Regions from separate parts of the Mus musculus genome. Here region 1 is linked to region 2. A link is a loop called in an ENCODE intact Hi-C map of the cell type or tissue named here. Cell type or tissue: heart. All regions are shown on one strand. Links, peaks and the distances in the headings refer to the core of each region. The heading gives the core; the rest is flanking DNA. Region 1 has its middle 22 kb from the start of Tbc1d9b. Region 2 has its middle 38 kb from the start of Rnf130.

Region 1 (8,000 bases), core at 1-8,000, 120 kb before region 2:
TAGCACCAAATAAGAGTAGAGGCTAAGAATGTTCACACTTAGTTCATTAACCTGGCTTCATTGAACACACACACACACACACACACACACACACACACACACACACACCCCACAAATTTCAGGGAGAGGCAGGAAGCTGCTTTTGCCAAGGAAGTAAAGAATGTGGATCAACTTGTCTATTACATCACCTGCTGTGTCCTTTTTTACATTTTTATTCATTGATTTTTTTTTTTTTTTAACACAGTCTCTTTCCACTTAGCCCTGACTGCTCTGGAATTTTACTATGTAGACCATGCTGGCATCAAACTTACAGAGATCTGTCTGCCTCTGCTTTCTGAATGCTGATAGTAAATTGTTTACTACCTGCTTGGCTCGGTGTGTGTGTGTGTGTGTGTGTGTGTTTAGTGTTTAGAGAGATTTATTTATATGAGGACACTGTAGCTGTCTTCAGACACACCAGAAGTGAGCACTGGATCCCACTACTGAAGGCTGTGGGAATTGAACTCAGAACCTCTGGAAGGGCAGGCAATGCTTTTTACTGCTGAGCCATCTCTCCAGCCCTCGGCCTGTGTATCTTTTAAAGTCATGATTAATTCTTTGCTTCTTAGCCAAAACCCATAGTTTTGAAGATACTCAATTCTACCTTCTGGAAGTTTCGTTGTTCATGTAGCCTTTCACATTTGGGCCCAAATTTTCAAGTATGGCAGGAATTTTGATTCCTTTTTCACCTGTGCAGACACAGCAGACATGGTGCCATCCTGCACAGGCCCTGCTGGTCTCTTGCTGCAAAGCGTCCCTAGATGCAGTGTTCGGGAGTTAACCCCGTGATGCTCCTGGTCAGCATTGCATGGGCTTAGCAGTCTCTGTAAGTCCTCTGCTTGTCGTCTAGAAATTATCAAGTTTGTCAAGTTATGCCTCTTCACACTTGCCTCCTAGAATCTTACAGAAACTTCAGGGATCTGCAGATTAATATGAGACAATACTGAGTTTGTCCTTCCTCCAACTTGTGACAATCCTTCTATTACATCACCTTGAATGTCCCGGCAGTGCACAGTAGCTCTCTGTGTAGAAGCCCTGCGTCTCTTTCAGATTTATTCCTTCACAGGCTGTCTACTTGATACTCTTGTAAGCAGTATCTTTTTGAAAATTTCATTTTTAATTGCTTACTGTTGATATATTATTTAAATAAGACAGGATCTTGCTGACTGGGTGCAGAGCTCTGGGTCCGATGGCCCTCCTCCCTCAGCCTGGGTAGCTGGTTCATGCCACTGGGCCTGGCTTGGTACCTCAATGTGTGACTGATTCTGCTAAATTTGCGTATTCATTTTAAGAGCTGGTTTGTAGGCGCCGAGGATTCTCTCCTTAGGTTGTCTGTGGACAGTGGTAGTTTTAGTCATCTTACTTTTTACTTATACCTTTCATTTCTTTTTCTTGCCTTACTATAGTAGCTAACATTGCTACTGACGGTGTGGTAGGAGACTCACAGTAGGCCTACTTCCGTACAGTTGGAAAGGAGCATGTTCTTATGCTTGTGGTCATTTTAAAAATGCACTATAGTCAAGATCTGGCATCTGTGATAGACATTTCCTTAGTAAATTGCTGTGTGCTATGTAAGCTCAGGGAAACACTGGCTCTGGAGGCGGGGCTGCTACACACACCACCCCATTGTCCAGCGCAAAGCAGTTACTGTTTATTTCTTGATGCAAGAGCACCAATGGTGGGAAGAAATGACTGAAAGTCTCACGCAGGAGAGGACACTTTGCCTAGGACCCTCCTTATTTGTCACTCACCCCGGTGAACTACTTGGTGCCAGGCTTTTCCAGTCAGGCCTAGTAGACAGTGGAAGTGTCAGATCTAACACTCTACTGTCTTTCTGATGTACACTGTTCGCTTCTTTCCCTCAATCCTGCTGTATATTCAACACATTCATTTGGAATGGAAGCCATGGTTTTGTGGGTCATTTTCTTTACGAAATATCTTGGAAATTTTAGCATTTTCTCCTATAATTATTAAGAAAAATCGCTCCCCCTGCTCCTGTCAATTATTTCAAATGTACTCATTTTCAAAGAAACAAAGCCACAGATGGCCAGAGTCAGGTATGTACTACACAGCTGTAATCTGAGCACTTGGGAGGCTGAGACAGGGCTGTCCTAAATTCAAAGCAAGCCTGGGATAACAACAGAACCTGTTTCAGAAGAAACACACAGCCACACACTCAGATACACATATTGTCACACATACTGACATACGCACACCCAGACAGACAGGCACAGGCAGACAGGCACACACACAGGCACACGCACCTGTACAGATTTAGACACACAAACAAACTCTTAGGTTTTCCTATTTACATGCTATCAAGACTCTTTCCACTAATATTTTGTTTAAACCCCCCGGATCTTTGGAGCTGGGGCAGCTGCTCATCCAGAGGAACTGGATTTTATTTCCCACCCACAGGGCAGCACATAACCACCTGAGGACCCAATGCCTCCTTCTGTCCTCTTGGGCACCAGGCATGCAGGCAAAACACCCATAGATAGATAGATAGATAGATAGATAGACAGACAGACAGACAGATAGATTAAAACAAAACCAAATATTCACATCTATATTTGCTAAATAACCTATCTCCCCTTTCTTTCCTTTCAGCTGTGGTCAACTGGCCCTGATGCTATGTGGATCACAGAAATACTTGGGAAGCTTTTCCCTTTCCTACTCTCCCTTAAATATCACAAAGAGCTCCCCAGTAGAAGCCATTGGGAAACACAGACATTTACAATTCTTAACAGTGGCACAATTGCAGTTAGGAAGGAGCAATTCTATGGTTGGGGTCACAGCGTGGAGAGCTGTAGTGAAGTGTGGCAGCATTAGGAAGGTTGAGAGCCACTCTGACCTTAGGGGTTTCTTTGAAGAATGATTTTAACTTAAGGGTCCAATGTATTATTTAGATGTTGGTGAACTTAATTTCCTATTTCTCATATCAATTTTAAATCGAAAGACATTGATCAACATTTAATCTTCAGAATTTATTGACAAAATTCCAGTTATTTTTATCATTACTTTAAAAAAGTTTTATTTTTATTAATGCGTTTGGGTCCGTATTAGAGTATGCCACATTAAGTGCAGATGCCCAAAGAAGCCGGAGAGGCCACTGGACTTCCTGAAGTTGGAGTTCCAGGCAGTTGTGAGGCACCTAACATGGCTGCTGGGAACTGAACTCGGGTCCTCAGGATGAATAGCCAGTGCTGTAAGCTGCTGCTCCAGCCCCCACAGCTACTGTTAAAAAATCACGGTACAAAGTACTAACAGAATTTGGTGTCGTTATCATTGAGAAACCTGTTTGTACATCTTGAGCACTTTTATGTATGTTTCATGGTGAAGGAAGTTTCCAGGACTTTTCCAGTCTGCAAGCCTGGAGCTCTAAAGCCATCAAACAGCTCTCCGTCTCCCTCCCTAGAACTCCGGATCTCACCATTTCTCCTGTGTTTCTTTGCAGTTTCTGACGTGTGCATTCATGATATGTCTTCATTCTTAGTATTGGGTGTTGGTGTCTCCTTGATCAGGAAATGACGTTAATTTCATTTTCTTTTTTAAAGAAATGCCTTTGGGCTTGATTGACTCGGCTGTGCGTTTGTCCTCCATTCATGACAGTCTATAGTTCCTTGAATTCAGTTTGATGCTCTTGAGAGAAAGGCCTAGAGCACTGGCTTCTAGCCTTTCTAGACTCATGGTCACAGATGTCTACCATAAAAAGGGCACCATACAAGTGGTAAGACATTTTTAGTATTTTAATCATCACTTAGAATTACACACTATTACCCTCTCTGTTATCTATTTCCTCTTGGATTTTCCATTTGTTATTATTTTCCTTATGTGTAAATATTTGTTTTTGATGAGGTTTCACTATATAGCCAGGATCCTCCTACCACAGCTTCCCAAATGCTGGTTGCCTACCCCACTGTGCCTAACTCAGCCTAAGCCAAAACTGTTTCTACACTGTAAGTCTAGTGACCTAGTAACCTTCTGAGACAATCAAAATTTAATTGCATTTCAACAGCTTTCCAGGGTCGTTAGATGAAGCAGATGCAAACATTGTTATCGTCTTTTGATGAAACTAAAAAAAAAAAAAACATTGCAAAGTGAAGGCAGACAGTCTTGTGCTCAGTGGTATTCAATAAGCCCTCTAAATAACTCAGATTTGACAAAACTTAAGAATTAGTTAGGAAAGGCTGGGGAGCGCAATCTGTTGCTAAGTGCTGAACTAGCATGCATGGAGCCCTGGGTTTGAGCACCATCCCTGGGAGGAAGTGGACAAGGAGTTTAAGAGGTCAAGCTCACCCTTGTCTACATGCGAAAGTTGAGGCTAACTTGGACTACCGGAGGCCTTGGCTCAAAACAACAAAAACAGCCCCCAAACTCTTCACTATGGAAACCTGTGTTCTGAGACTCAACAGTTGTTTACAAATCTATTATCTTGAATCTTCTTTTAAAAGACAAAGTAATGTTCAATATCTGCTGATTCTCATTTTTTTTAAAGGCTTGGATACTGGTCCAGGCCCTACTTCCAGGTCAGGTGACAGAAGGTTCATGATCGTAAGTCAGAAGGCTGTTGCGTCACTGTGTCTTAGGCTTCGTGGTTCCTGCTCGGGGGAGAAAAGCAGCACGGATTTCCACAGAAAGCTTTCCTCATATAAAGCAGTGGGAGGCAAGAGTGAGCCTTTCTAAGATTCTAAGCATTGGCTGTGAGTTCTCCCCGATAGAGTGACCTTTTGTACCTTCGTGGTGAACACAGCTCGGCCTACCCAGTGTTCACTTTGTGAACAGGAAGGAAATGAAGATGAGCTGTTAGACCTTAGTGGCCCAGAGACTTTCTTAGGCTGAATATGCCTGACAAGGCTTTCCCCTTTTCAATACCAGGAAAGGCTTTGCAGGATCAGCTTTTTTTTTTTTTTTTTTTTTTTTAAATAAAGGAAGGAAATCTGCAGAAACTACTGAGCCAGGCACCTTCACTAACACAATTTTTCAAATCTCCCAAGTCCTATATGCTGCTACAGTAGCCTATATACATTGGTGAGGAGTCTGGGGCTGCAGGAAGCTCAGTGAGTCAGGCAGGGTCTCATGCTTGCCTGCTGCACATTCTAATGCAGATCAAATCAACATAAAGTGGACACTGGGTCACAGGCCAGCTTTAGCTGTGGCGCAGGGAAAACGCTGAGATGGTGCAGGCTCAGTTTACTTTGCCTGGACAGGAACCTAGTGCCACAGGCTTCTGCTGCTTGTCCCCGACCCAAGCCGGGCTGCAGCACATTCACACCCAACATAAGCAGAGCGAGTGAGAAGGCAGTCAAGGCTCAGTTTCTGAGTTGTCTGCTGCTGTTAAGTCCAATTCTTAAACTCTGGATAAGGAATTTACTATAGTAAAACCAAACAACTGCAAAGGAAAACAGGGAAGGGCACTTGGGAATCTTTTCTCTGCTATTTAAAAAGTCTAAAGCTCGAAAGTTGCTGGCCAAAGGGAAATGAGGCTTGCTCAGGCTTAGTGGCTGCAGCTGCCTTTGGCCTGACACAGGACCAGGAGACTCTGCAAGTTCCTCTTTAGACACACCTCCCAACTCTGAATCCACTGATGCCAGAGCTTCTGTGACACAAAGTAGTCTTTAAAACATTTATTTTTGGTTTAAAAAACAAAAAACAAAACCCTAAAGTGAAAACAACTGTATGTTCTTCCCCAAGGATTTAGAGCTGAAATACCCACATCAGCCTAAACATGGTCACATTCTAAGTTTTAAAATACTACGTGAAAAAATTATTCAATTTTATATATTAACTATGCATATCCTGACTAATAAAAAATAAACAATTTTATTTTGATGCTAATTCTGTATTGGGCCCAAAGGAACAAAAAACACATTTTAATACACAACACACACACACACACACACACACACACACACACTTTCTTGGTTACTGAGATCACAATTAGAACACGAAAACAGTTAAATATCTAAGATACAAAATACCACATTCTTATCTCAGTTACTGATGACCTACACTTCCAGTCGTAACCTATAACTTTATTCCTTTTTATCTTTTAGTTCTTGCCAAAAATTATGCTTTATTTCTTGCAAAAATATTTAATAGTACTAATTTTTAGAGAAGCAGTATGTGATGCTAAAGACGGAGACTCTGTGGAGAGAGGAGCTACATTAAACAAGCAGAAACAGCAACACTGCTGTTTGAGTTCCTCCATTTTCTGATGACTATTTTGAAAGCAACAGCTGATCACAAATGAGAGGGAACAGCGGAGGCAGAATCACTTTGATTCCACTGGAATAAGATGAGGTGGCAGGGACCATGCTACTAATTCACCAAACTATACTGAGGAAGCTATCAAAGGTCAGCTGACAGCTGTGCCACTAAGGGTCCCCAACCAGTGAAGCTCAGTGTGTAGGAATGCAAAGAGCAAACTGTGGCTTAAACATTTCTCTGATTCCATGTGCATGGCATGACCCAATATGCAAGCCTATGTGTGTAAAACCTACACATAGGGAGAAGCAGAGGATTTTAACAACAGTCGGTGAAGAGTCAGTGCTCACAGTCTATGACGGGCAGAAGGGACAGAAGAGAAGCAAGGAAAAGAGAACTGAACACATTAACCAATTCGACACAGCAGACACTCACACAGCACTGTGCCTAGCAACAGCAGCATCCTCCCAGGTGCGCGCTGAGCGCCCTCTGCGACTGATGGGCTAGTAATGAAGCTTTGGTACAGTAAACAGGGTAAAAGGCACGAAAGCTCTCCACCTATTTCAACCAACCAACCAAGGTATCTGGAAGAATTTAAAACAAAATTGGAAATTTGTAACAGACTGGGAAAAAAAATCTATAAATACATAGGGTTTAAAGACTATAACTGCCAAATAATCAGTGTGTTGAAGAAATCACAGGGGGAAGAAGAAATCAGTAAATAGAAAGAAGTATGGCTAGAAGAGACAGAACTCAGAGGGAGACTTTTGGCTATAAGCACCTATACTTTAAAAAGAAGCCAAGCATGCAAAACCTGCCTACTGAGGATACTGAGTGTAAGGTTCACTGAGCTTATGAGTTCCAGTCCAGCCTGGCACATACAGACTGTTCCCAGATAAAACAACAACAAAACCCCCAAAATACCAAAAACTCCCCAAAGACCTCAGATCAATAACCTAATCTTTCACTTTAGAGAGGAAAACAGCCAGCTGTGTGTGGCAGGTGGTGCACATCTGTAGTGGAGCATTTGGAGGCGGCAGGTGTGGGTTCAGCCTGGTCAAGTTCACAGTGCCAGGACCACCAGAGCCATGAGAGAGGATGAGAGGTTGAGGGGTGAGCAAGTGAGCCCCAACAATTGCAGGAACCCTAACAAGTGCAGGAGCACACTAGAGAAACCCGAAACTTCCTAGGAAGAGGAGCCTGGACCATGTGGGTTCTCAGCATCTGAAGGACCATCGGCCCTTGTACTCTTCCTAACACAGAGGGCAGAGCTGGTGAGATCAGCGTTTACAACGATGCCAAAGCGGAGCAAAGAGCCAAGCTTATCTTACAAACTAAAGAAGTCGTCTGACAGTCCTAGCACACTGCAACGACACACTCTGTGAGTGAGATTACCCTAGGAATGTGAGGCTGGTTCAGAGCATGGAAAAAGTGTAATCACTGGGATTTGCCTTGGCTGCAACAGACCTTGAGAGAATTGTAGGTCTGAGGTCATTCTGAACTGCATTGCCAAATCCTGTCTCAAAAAAAAAAAATCAATATATACTATGTTAATATGGGACAAAATGCCACAAGATCAGTGTAATAGGTACAGGGAAACGTGACACCATCTAAAAGTTTCGGGGTAAAAGCATCTCGTAACCTACGGACAGATTACTTTCTCAAGTTGATGGAGAGTAAGAAAATCCTATAGCGACTTCCCACTCACTGCTGACCAACTGAATTCTCCCTTCTACCATGGAGATTGTAATAAA
Region 2 (10,804 bases), core at 1,609-9,608:
AGCAGTGGCTCTGTTTGGATAGAGCTTTCCATTGATTTGTTCCCCCTCTTTTCCTTCATGTTAAAGTGCCTTAGATGAAAGTGAGTGATACTAATAACCCAGAGGGTTCCTACCTTAGATCGCTCAACTTAAGGCACCTTGATTTCATGACACTTCAAAAGTGGCTTGTGTTCAGTAGAAGGTTTGTACACTGAAGCCAAATCCACAGTGGGATGGAGTCTGTTCTTTTTGTGTCACTATAGTGGATTATCACAGGTGAATTAAAGAAGAGGTATGTAGTTCTCACTGTTCTGGAGGCTGGAAAACTCCAGTGCCAAGATGCTTGCATCTGGTGAGGACCATCCTGCTGTATCCATGGCGAGGCAGGAGGCATCACATAGGGAGAAAGCAGCAGGTATATTGCTCAGATCTCTGCTCTTACAAAGCCAGTAACTCCATCATGGAGAGCCTACCTGTGACCTCATCTAATGCCCACTCATGACTTCACTTATGACTTACCTACCTTATGGCGTCATACAACCTTCCTGATGACCTCATCTAATCTACCCTATGACCTCATCTAACCCTACCTCATGGCCTCATCCCACCTTTACCCCAAGAGCTCATGTAACCTCTACCCCATGACCTCATGTAACTCTCCTTCTAACCTCATCTCACCTAGTCTTAGGGCCTCATCTAATGCTCACCTCATGACCTCCTTATGACTGTAGTCACAGCCTCACGGAGCATCCCAAAACCTAATCCCACCTCCCTCTTGGCCTCATTTAATACCCACTTCATGGCCTCACCTCCAGCCCACTTTCAAATACTATCAGCATCTTGGAAGAATAAAGTTTTTTAACTATGAAGTTTGGGAGGGGGGTGGACATACTGAAAGCATAGTGTGGGGTAGCTGAAAGTGATGCGTGGGAAGTGTCATTATGGTCGTGAATGTAAGGCCCTCATAACAGATTATTGCTATTACTAAAGAGACCCGAGGGCACTATGTATATATTACAGTGCAGGTCTATAATCCCAGCACTCCAGAGGCTGAGGCCAGAGGTTGAAAGCTCAAAGCTAGTCTGTGCTAAACAGGGAGACCCTGTCTTAAAAAAATAAATGCAAATAAAAATAAATAAGAGCAAAAGAGATCTAAGAGAACTCCCCCACTCCTGTGACACGAGGACACAGTGAGCAGGCACCTCTCCGTGAACCAGGAAGTGGGTTTTCACTCCATACTAATTATGCCTGCACCTTGACGGAGGGGCAGGGGGATGCTTTCTTTGGGCATCCAGAACAGAGAAGGGTGGTCTGTTGTCTCTCACCCTGCCAGTCTGTAGTCCTAAAGGAGCCTGGATTGACTACAGCCCAGGTGTGTTGCACAGACATGGGAGAGACCACAAGTGTAACGTTGATAGATAGCCAGGCAGGAGCTGGAAGACAGGGAAACCTTTCAGGAGTGGTTAGAAGCCCAAGTTTTGCATAATTATCCCATTCTAAATGTTTGCCAGCAGTCAACTAAATTGCACCCGTTGTGCTTGCCAGGCTAAAGGGGCTCGCCTGCTGTCTGCGTTCAACGCTTCATGCTTTTACATGGTCATTGGCTTGAGTGCTGTGTGCGAAAACCTGGGCAGCTGTGTTGTTAGTGTGGGGGGCCTGCCAGCACCTACGTTGGTTAAGATCACGACTTCTGGGCCTGCCTTGGATTACTGAGCCGACATTCTGAGTATGGGATCAGAGCTCCTGCCTTTGCCAGAGAGCCACAGTGGTGGTTCCTTCGAGCTGAATTAGAGAATTCTGGCACAGCAGGACCTTCAGCCGTTCAGAACTGTTGAATGGCAACAATGTGCTTAACTAATTTTGGTTTCGGGATGCCTGTGTACGCTAGTCCTCATAATGATCTGCACCGTGATTTATCATTTAAATATATGAACGTAGCAAATACTCAAGTTTCATAGCCCCGGGCTCCAGTCATTTACAGGCTGCCAGCCCACTCAAATCAGGCAAACATAGATGTATAAGCAATTAAGGAGCTCTACACCGCATCCATGCTTCCTATGCATAAATGCTACCTGACCATGTTGCAGGCAGTTTTTCCAAACATATCTGTGTTTTGTGGACTCCCCCAATTCACCAGATATTGTTTGCTTAATTAAAGTCTGTTAAACGAACCTTTTCTGAAGTGGTTTTGTTTGTTTCTTTCTTTGCTTGCTTGCAATAAATCGTCATATGTGGATTTCCATGACACAAGAAGATATTGTATATTGAGTCAGGGTCTCACACAGCCTGGCTTGGCGTGGTATTTGTTCTGTAGCCCAGTCTGGTTTTGAATTCATAGCAATCCTCCCGCCTCAGTCCCCTGAGTGCTGGAATCATGAGCAAGCACAGTTATGCCCAACTTAACCTCACCTCCTCAATAAAGTTAGCTGCCAGCATAAGGGGTGAGGCTATTTAATCCACAGCAGTCAGGACATCTTGCTCTTTGGGAGATGATCCAGTTGTGAATCTTGTTTGCTTCCTGCCCTAGCAGGCCATAGCAGGTCCTTGCTCACAGTCCCTTGTAAAGAGGGGAGGGGAGAAGGAGGGGAGAAGGCAGAGTGGAGGTGGAGGTAGGATTAGGAAGGAGGGGTTGGGGATAGGGAGTGGGAGGTTGGGGGCTAGGGAGGGAAGTTTGGGGGGTAGGGAGTAGAGATTTGGGGATAGGTAGTGGGGGTGGGGGTATAGAGTGAGGGGTGCTAGTAGTCACCTAGAGGATGCCAGGGCTTGTTCCCTCCCTGGAACAAAGAATGCAAGTCCAGAGACAGACAAGAGCCCCAGAGAAAGAGAAAGTAGCTAGCAGGTTTTTCCCTTTTGGATGGGAGTGGCCCCAAGGCTGCTAAGCTCAACTGTCGCTGGTTTGGGTAGTTTACAGGGCCTCTGGGTCCTCTTGTTTTCCTTGCTGGTCCTGTTTAGATACACTTTTACCGTTTTTTTTCTGGACATGTCTTCTGGGAACCAGAAGTAGTCATTAGTGGTGGGGGTGGTCTTGCTTTCACTTTACTTGTTGACAATATCCCTCTAACCCTCCTTCACTGTTCCCATCCACAGAGGCCCAGGCCCTTGCTGCCCTGTCCTCCATCCATCTGTAGGGCTACTCCTAGCATTCCGTTTCCCTTTTTCCAATCCCAGCATTCCCTTTCCCTTTTTCCAATCCCAGCATTCCCCTTCCCTTTTTCCAATCCCAGCATTCCCTTTCCCTTTTTCCAATCCCAGCATTCCCTTTCCCTGTTTCCAACCCCAGCAAATCCCCTTTCCTTGTTGCTCAAACATTATTACTTCAGGGAAATTTCCCTAGAACCTTGACAGAGCTCCTCTACCCCTGACTCTTCACCGGCCCTGCTTTGTTTTCTTTCTTAGCTTAACTTTTTAAAAAACACAATGCCAAAACTTATAACATGTTTTGTTCCTGATCTATTCTGAAACATTGTACCCAGCACAGATTAGAATCATCACTCTCAACTTTCCTAACGCTGCCACCCTCTAATACAGTTCCTCACGTTCTGTTGATCCCCTACCATAAAGTTATTTTGTTGCTACTTCCATAACTGTAATTTTGCCATGGATATGAACCGTAATGTAAATATTTGATATGCAGGATATCTGGTATGTGACCCCCCACACATTGAGAAATGCTGGCTTTTGTTGAATATTATTTGTAGAGTGAACGGATGATGTCTGAGCAGGTGCTGTCAGCTCTGGGCCTTTGCAAGGGTTAGGGCCTTAGCTTAGAATGTCCTTTTCCTCAGTAGAACCCCTATGTGCCCCCTTCTTGTCACTCAGGCCCCATCAAGTGTCTTTACCACAGAGATTTCGTAAATAGTTTATCCTCCAACACATTATTTGGTTTTCCCTTAAATTGAGATCTCATTCTTATGACATTTTATGCAACATAAAACTTTAACATACATAGTCAGGGCTTTCTTGTGCAATGATCAATGGTGTCAAATTCCTGAGCGTGTCCATCTCTACCTGTGGCGGTTTGAATAGGTTTGGCCCCCATAGACTCCTGTGTTTGAATGCTGGACTCACAGGGAATGGCACTGCTATATTCCACCCTCATGCTTTGTATATTGTGGGTTAATGCTGCAATGAACATTTATATACAAGTTTTTGCATAAATGCATGTTTTCATTTTGGGGGAGTTTATATTTATAAGTTTGGGTTGTTGGGTCATATGGTAACACTAACTCTTTTCTTAGTTTCTGAAAGCTAATGTTGGGATTCTCACAGTCTCTGCTGAGGCTAGCACTCAAGTGCAGTGAGGGATGCCCTTGCTTCAGGTGCAATCAAAGCAAGCTAAAATATCTCAACTTCCAAATAAACAATATTTAAACAATTTAGGAGCAGGGCTGAAGAGATGGCTCAGAGGACCCAAGTTCCATTCCCAGCATCTACAGGGAACAGCTTACAAAACATGTAACACCATTACCAGATAATCTGATGACCTTTGTTGGTCTCCATGGGCACTGCACTCATGGCGAATTCACACACACACACACACACACACACACACACACACACACACACACACACACGTAATAAGAATTTAAAGAATTAGAGCCTCAAGATGCTTCAGCTGGTAAAGGCTCTACCTCTGAGCCTGCTGACTGGAGCTCCATCCTCTGGACCCCTTTGGTAGAAGGCAAGAACTGACTCCCACAGCTCAGCAGCTTGTCCTCTGACCTCTACACTGGCACTGTGGCATGAGTGTACCACCTTCGTACACACGAAATACAATTTAATATGTAAAAACAAAATTTAACAAGTTAATTGGGATACACTTGTACATTTTTATGGAGTACAGGATGATAATTTGATGTTCCTGTAAAATGTGGAATGTCCCAGTCAGGGTAATTAGCATTTCAACTGCAAGGCCAGAGCACTGGAGCCCGAGACAAAGGAAATGTGTGACCCTGGCTAGAAAATACTGATCCTTGGGCCATCAAGATGGCTCAGGGGGTATGAGTGATTCACACACAAGGTTGGTAGCTAGAATTTGACCCCTGGACCCCATGGCTGAGAGAGGTCAGACTCCAAAAATTTGCTCTCTGGTCTGTAATACTGCTGGCCCTCTCTCATAGCATAATAATTTAAAAAATGGTACTACGTGGATTCACTCTTCATTAACTTTTTCTTTTTAAATTGCAATCTGTCATGGTAGCCCAGACCTGCGATCCCAGCATTCCTAAGGCCCAAACACTCAGATTGTAAGTTCCAGGCCAATTTGAGCTCACAGCAAGATTCTGTTTTGTTTTTTAAAAAATATTTCACTCAGCTGGGCATAGTGGCTCATGCCTGTGACCCCAGCATTCCAGAAACAAGAGGATAATTTCAAGTTCCAGGCCAGCCTGCTCTTTATGGCAGGTTGTAGACCAGTTAGGGCTACATAGGAAGAACGTATCTTTAAATTAAAAAAAAGAAAAATCGTATTAATCTGAGTCGTGGGCACTCTACTAAATTTTGCACCAGGTTTGTGACAGGCCCAGTCACCCAAGTCCCTTCTGGAACATAAGCCTCAGGCAGACATCATAGTCTCCACACATTCAGCGCACCCCCCCCCCACACACACACACTCCTTGCAGAAAGTTCAGGAAAGAAGTTAGTGTGCAAGGAGTACTTCCATCAGCCGTCACTGTTTAGCCTTCATTTTACAGCGGGCCCTCCATCTGTGAAGCCGAATCTAAAAGCAAGCAGGGAGAAAGATCTCCTCATGAGATTGGGCAGTAAGACCAGATCTCAGGAAGGGCAAGGTGGAAAGGAGGGAATAGATTCCAGGACATTGTGGGAGCGGGGGACTGGGGGGTGGGGGGGTGGGGCGTTAGGTTTGGGCCCAGAGTGGAGCTACTGTCTGGTCAAGACACCCTTGGCTGTGTCCCAAGCGTGTGCTGGAGCTGTGTAGGGGGCAATGGGGAGAGGGTGCCTCCTGGTGGCTCTACATAGGACTGCTCACTCTGCAAGCCTCCATAGCAAAAAACTATAGTTTTTTTAAAAATAAAAATAAAAATAAAAAAGAAGGGGCATAGACTTGATGAAGCCACACAGACCTCAGCAATCAGGATATCATTTTAATGCAATACAAAAAGAGAAAAGAAAAGAAAAAAAGGAAAAAGAAAATCAATGTGTAAGCTACCGCTTATGGGTTGGCCTCTTTATTGGAAATTTGGCAAAAAACCAGAGGGCATATGTCTCTGGTGCCTGCGACATTTCACAGAAAAGCACCAATAAGGGATTGGCTGGAGACATAGCTATTTGGGAAAGCAATTTGCAGCATATCTTCAGATCTAAAACCTTGGTCCTAGCATCCACACTGAGGCAATTAACAACAGCCTATAACTCCAGCTCTAGGGGATATGTCGCCCTCTTTTGGCCTCCGTGGGTACTGCACTCGTACACCCACCACATTTCAACTAAAAATAAAATATTAATAATTAAGGCCATGCTGTCTCCTTCTCATGCAGCGGTCGCCTGCTGGCTTCACCATGTTCTTAGGTTTCCTTTTTTCTTTTCCACCTGACACACTGACCACCTTTCTACAAAATAACAGGATTGTCAGAAACTATGACTCTTCAATGGCCCCTGAGGTACTTTTCCTATATCCTCGCAACAAAATATGGAACAGAAGTGACTTACATAAAGAAAGACTTATTCTGACCATCGTCTTATTCCATCCTACTGGGGAAGACATGGTAAAGTTCATGGTGATGACAGCAGAGGCTCAGGCAGAGACCCCGTTCAGTGTTCAAGGTTTGTCTCCAAGGATTCACTTCTAAAGGTTCTATATCCTCACGAACTAGGACCACCAGCTGATGACCAAGTGTTCAAACACATGAGCCCAGGAGGGATGCTTCACACTCAAATCGTGATAGCTCTCAAAGACCCATAAGGTGAGAGCCGAGTCCTCTGCACACACCAGCTACCTGTCTGGCTTCCATCACTGGGATAAATACCTGAACGAAATATCTAAATAGAAGAAGGATTTTGGCTTGCGGTTTGAGAGGATACTGACCACCATGACGGGGAGGGCATGGTAGTGGGGGTGGCCAGAACACAGTAGGAACACAGAGAGGTCCAGAGCAGGGCCAAGCTATGAGCCTCAAAGCCGGTCCCCCAGTGACTCACCTCCACCTGCTAGGTTCTGCCTCCTAAAGATCCCACAACCCCCACAACATCTCACCAATGGGGAACCATGTGAGTCTACAGGGGACATTTCCTACAAGCTACAATATCCTCCCAGAGGCCCAAAGGCTTGGCTGCCAGCCTGTGGTGTTCTTGGAGGTGGCAGAACCTCTAGGGGGTAGGGCCAACTTGGAAGGAACTTATGCCTGTGGGTTCTTGCATATTGCGTGCTTTTGCTGCGACTCTGTCTTTTTACAGGAGCCAAGCAGCCATGTCTGAATCTCTGAGGCAAACCAAAGTAAGGCTTCCCTCCTGATGGCTGGTTTAGTTCAGGCATGTTGTCACAGTGACAGACAGCCGAGGAGTACACCCTTACACTGTCACACATTTGACCAGAGGCCACTCCCCAACTCCAGCATCTTCCAGCCTATCTCTCTGGCCATATGGCCTCTAATATGATTATATCACAGCCATTCATATTATTGGAGTCCTCCTGTAGATGGTAAGTCACTTTTATCTTGCTTCATTTGAAACCTTTCTTTTTCTGTTTTGTACTTTTGCTACAGTGTGTATGTGCACACACGCACACACACATGAACATGCATGTGTGTTCCTGTATGTATCTGTATGTGCTCTGTGTGATCTGTTCTCTCTCTCTGTCTCCTGTGTGTGTGTGTGTGTGTGTGTGTGTGTGTGTGTGTGTGTGTCTGTCTGTCTGTCTGTCTGCCTGTGTTGTGTCTTTTGGGTCTATCCTGGGTGGAGTTTGTTGAATCTTTTAGACATGTGCATCGATGTTGTCAGTTTGAGGCTATTATTTCAACTATGATATAATTTTCCTGCTATTTGATATCCCTTTCTGCTATTCCCATTATGTTTATCCCAGTGCAGTGAATGGTGCCACATGTTGTTATGAGATTCTGTTCACTATTCTTGATTTTTTTCCCTGTTTCTCAAATAGTATGCTCGGTACCCTTCTAGCTTTCCAACTCCAGGATTTCTGATTCTTTTTCTTACCTCTGCTCTGCTATAAAGTAACCATCCAATCTCCAGTAACATTTGTTTTAATTTAAAATTTTAGTTTATGTGTATGGGTGTTTTTACCTGTGTACCACCTAAATGCAGTAAGAAGCCAGAAGAGGGCAACTGATTTCCTGAAACTAGAGTTGTTAGCCACCATGGGAGTAGTGGGAATCAAACCAGGGTCCTCTGGAAAATCAGCAAGTCAAGTGCTCTTACCCTCCGACCCATGTCTCCAGCCCACCTCCAACAACATTTAAAGAAATCTCTTTTAGGCCAGGCATGGTGGTGCACGCCTTTAATCCCAGCACTTGTCAGGCAGAGGCAGGTGGATTTCTGAGTTCAAGGCCAGCCTGGTCTACAGAGTGAGTTCCAGGACAGCCAGGACTACACAGAGAAACCCTGTCTCGAAAAACCAAAACCAAAACCAAAACCAAAAAAAAAAAAAAAAAAAAAAAAAACTTTATTGCTACCAGACTTTCCGTTATTTCTCAAGTATGATCTCCAGTGGCAATTTCAACATATATATGACAGCTGGCACCTCCTCTCAGTGGTTTCTGTTGCTTTCTCCACTCCACCTCACCCCACCCATTCATGTCATGGGATTTCTGTTCTGTTTTGTTTTGAACTCATGTCTTTTAACTTTAACTTGGGCACTGGGCATTTAGAGTATGGCCCTGGGCATGTATGTGGTCAGTCTGAAAGGACAATGGCTTGCCCAGTGAGCCCTGTGACTGTCTCCCATCCCTCCATTAGCTGTCTGCCTTTGCTGGTATCGCATCTAGCTGCTACACTCCAGCTCACTGAAGTCTAACAGGTCTGCTGTTCACAACAATGTCTGGGGCCGTGGATTGCTGCAAAGGCTGACAGCTGAAGTGCAGGCTCTGTCCCAGGGGCAGGCTGTTCAGATCCCAGGAGGGCTCCCTGTGGCTTACATTGTTTTTCAGTGATTTGCTTTGGTAAGCTGTTTGCCTTACGCTTAGCTTATTGGGATTTTGTAGCTGTGGCCTTCTATTAATTTCTTGCTACTGAGATCTTTAGTGGTTTTGAAATTATCCTTGGGTTTGAAGTAGTCTTTGAAGAGTTTAAGAGACGCCTGTGCTTACAGCTTGATCATGGCCCCCTTTCTCAGGGTGACACCCTTGCTTTTTGCGTTGAATACTAAATGGGACATCTTTCTGTCTCTTTTCTTTCCTCTCTCCCTCCCTCTCTCCCTCCCTCCCTCCGTCCCTCCCTCCCTCCCTCCCTTCCTTCCTTTCTCCACAGCAAGGTATTTCCACCACATGGGTGAGCTACTGTGAGTGTGAGCAGGGCCCCTGACACTCCCAGAGGAAGCAGCGAGGACCATCTATTCTCTGCATGGGGCTGTGTGCAGGAAGGGCTCCTTACCTCTCTGCTTTGCTCAGTCGAGGCTGCACCTTAGTAGAGCTGGACCCCCAGTGGGAGAGCCTGGCAGCCTGTCTTCTTTGTAGGGCTGAATCCTGTCGGGCTTTGTGTTCTTGGCTGTGCCCTTTGGAGTTGACTTGTGTTGTTGCTCATGAGAGGAAGTGGTCACGGTTCAAATGTCACAAGACTCATAGTTTATACAGTTTTAGTAAATTTTCTTGTCTCTTTTGTTTTGATGTGTGTGTGTGTGTGTGTGTGTGCATGTGGATGCAGATGTGTGTTTGGGTGTACTTGTACATGAGAATGGAGTGCAGATGTCAATATTTGATGTCTTCTGTTAGCCTCTGCTTTATTCATATTTGTTTGTTTGTCTATTTATTTATTTTGGTTTTTAGAAACAGGGTTTATTTATTTGTTTGTTCATTTTGACTTCCTGAGACAGGGTTTTTCTGTGTAGCCCTGGATATCCTGGCAGCTACTCTGTAGATCCGGCTGGACTCGAACTCAGAGCTCATCTGCCTCTACCTCCCCAGTGCTGGGATTAAAGATGAACACTACCACCGCCCGGCTTCCACTTCCTTCTTTTGAGACAGGGTGATTCACTGAATCTGGAGTTCATCATTTTGGCTAGACTGTCTGGCCAGTGGGCTCCTGGGACCTGACCGTCTCTTTTCCTCTGGTGCTGGTGTGCACAGATATGTGCTGCTATGCCTGGCTTTTTTCCTGGGTGCTGATGTGAACTCAGGTCCTCGTGCTTGGCCAGCAAATACTTTACACACGGATCCATCTCCAAAGTGCAGACTTCCCTGAGTAAACTTTCTTGAGTTGCTCCATGATGTAAGATAATTTCTAGAGGATTTAGAAGAAGTCATTTTCACCACATATAGTTACTTCACTCTGTACCTTATCCACAGAGCTTTTTCTAACAGCACGTGGCTCTAGGCAAGACCACAGGCTCTTTGTTCTGGGCATCGAAGTGGGAACCCTCATTTCAAATTATTAGAATGTTTTTGAAGTGCTGTGGGCTGAACTCAGGACTTTGAACATTGTAGGCAAGTCATTTACCACTGAGATCCATACCCCAGCCCCAAGGGACTGGAGGGAGAAAGGGTTTATTTTATTTTATTTTTTTGAGATACGGTCTTGCTATGTATGTAGCCCAGGCTGGCCTTGGACTGTTGATCCTTGTGCCTAACCAACCGAGTGTTAGGGTCACAGACCCACAACCCCATCTGGCTTAGAGATTCAGTTCTTGTCCAAGTATTAT

What was found. A loop is a pair of places that touch in the nucleus more often than their neighbours do. Peaks named below come from ENCODE experiments on the same cell type or tissue, not always from the same donor. Only the 100,000 strongest peaks of a DNase experiment are listed, where the experiment ranks them.
Region 1: it touches region 2 in a loop (3-fold over the local background); 12 of 42 quality-filtered maps call a loop at or near these places.

The regions. Positions count from the first base shown.
Region 1 is chr11:50,105,822-50,113,821 of GRCm38, reverse strand. It overlaps a transcript of Rnf130 not described here. Among named protein-coding and RNA genes, the nearest start is that of Tbc1d9b, 22 kb to the left of the region's middle. In heart, for the core only: no CTCF peak of the experiment used is centred there; a DNase peak (open chromatin) is centred at 4,741; H3K27ac peaks cover 348 bases.
Region 2 is chr11:49,981,956-49,992,759 of GRCm38, reverse strand. No RefSeq gene overlaps it. Among named protein-coding and RNA genes, the nearest start is that of Rnf130, 38 kb to the left of the region's middle. In heart, for the core only: CTCF peaks have their summits at 6,189 and 6,389 (motif pointing left); no DNase peak of the experiment used is centred there; H3K27ac peaks cover 318 bases.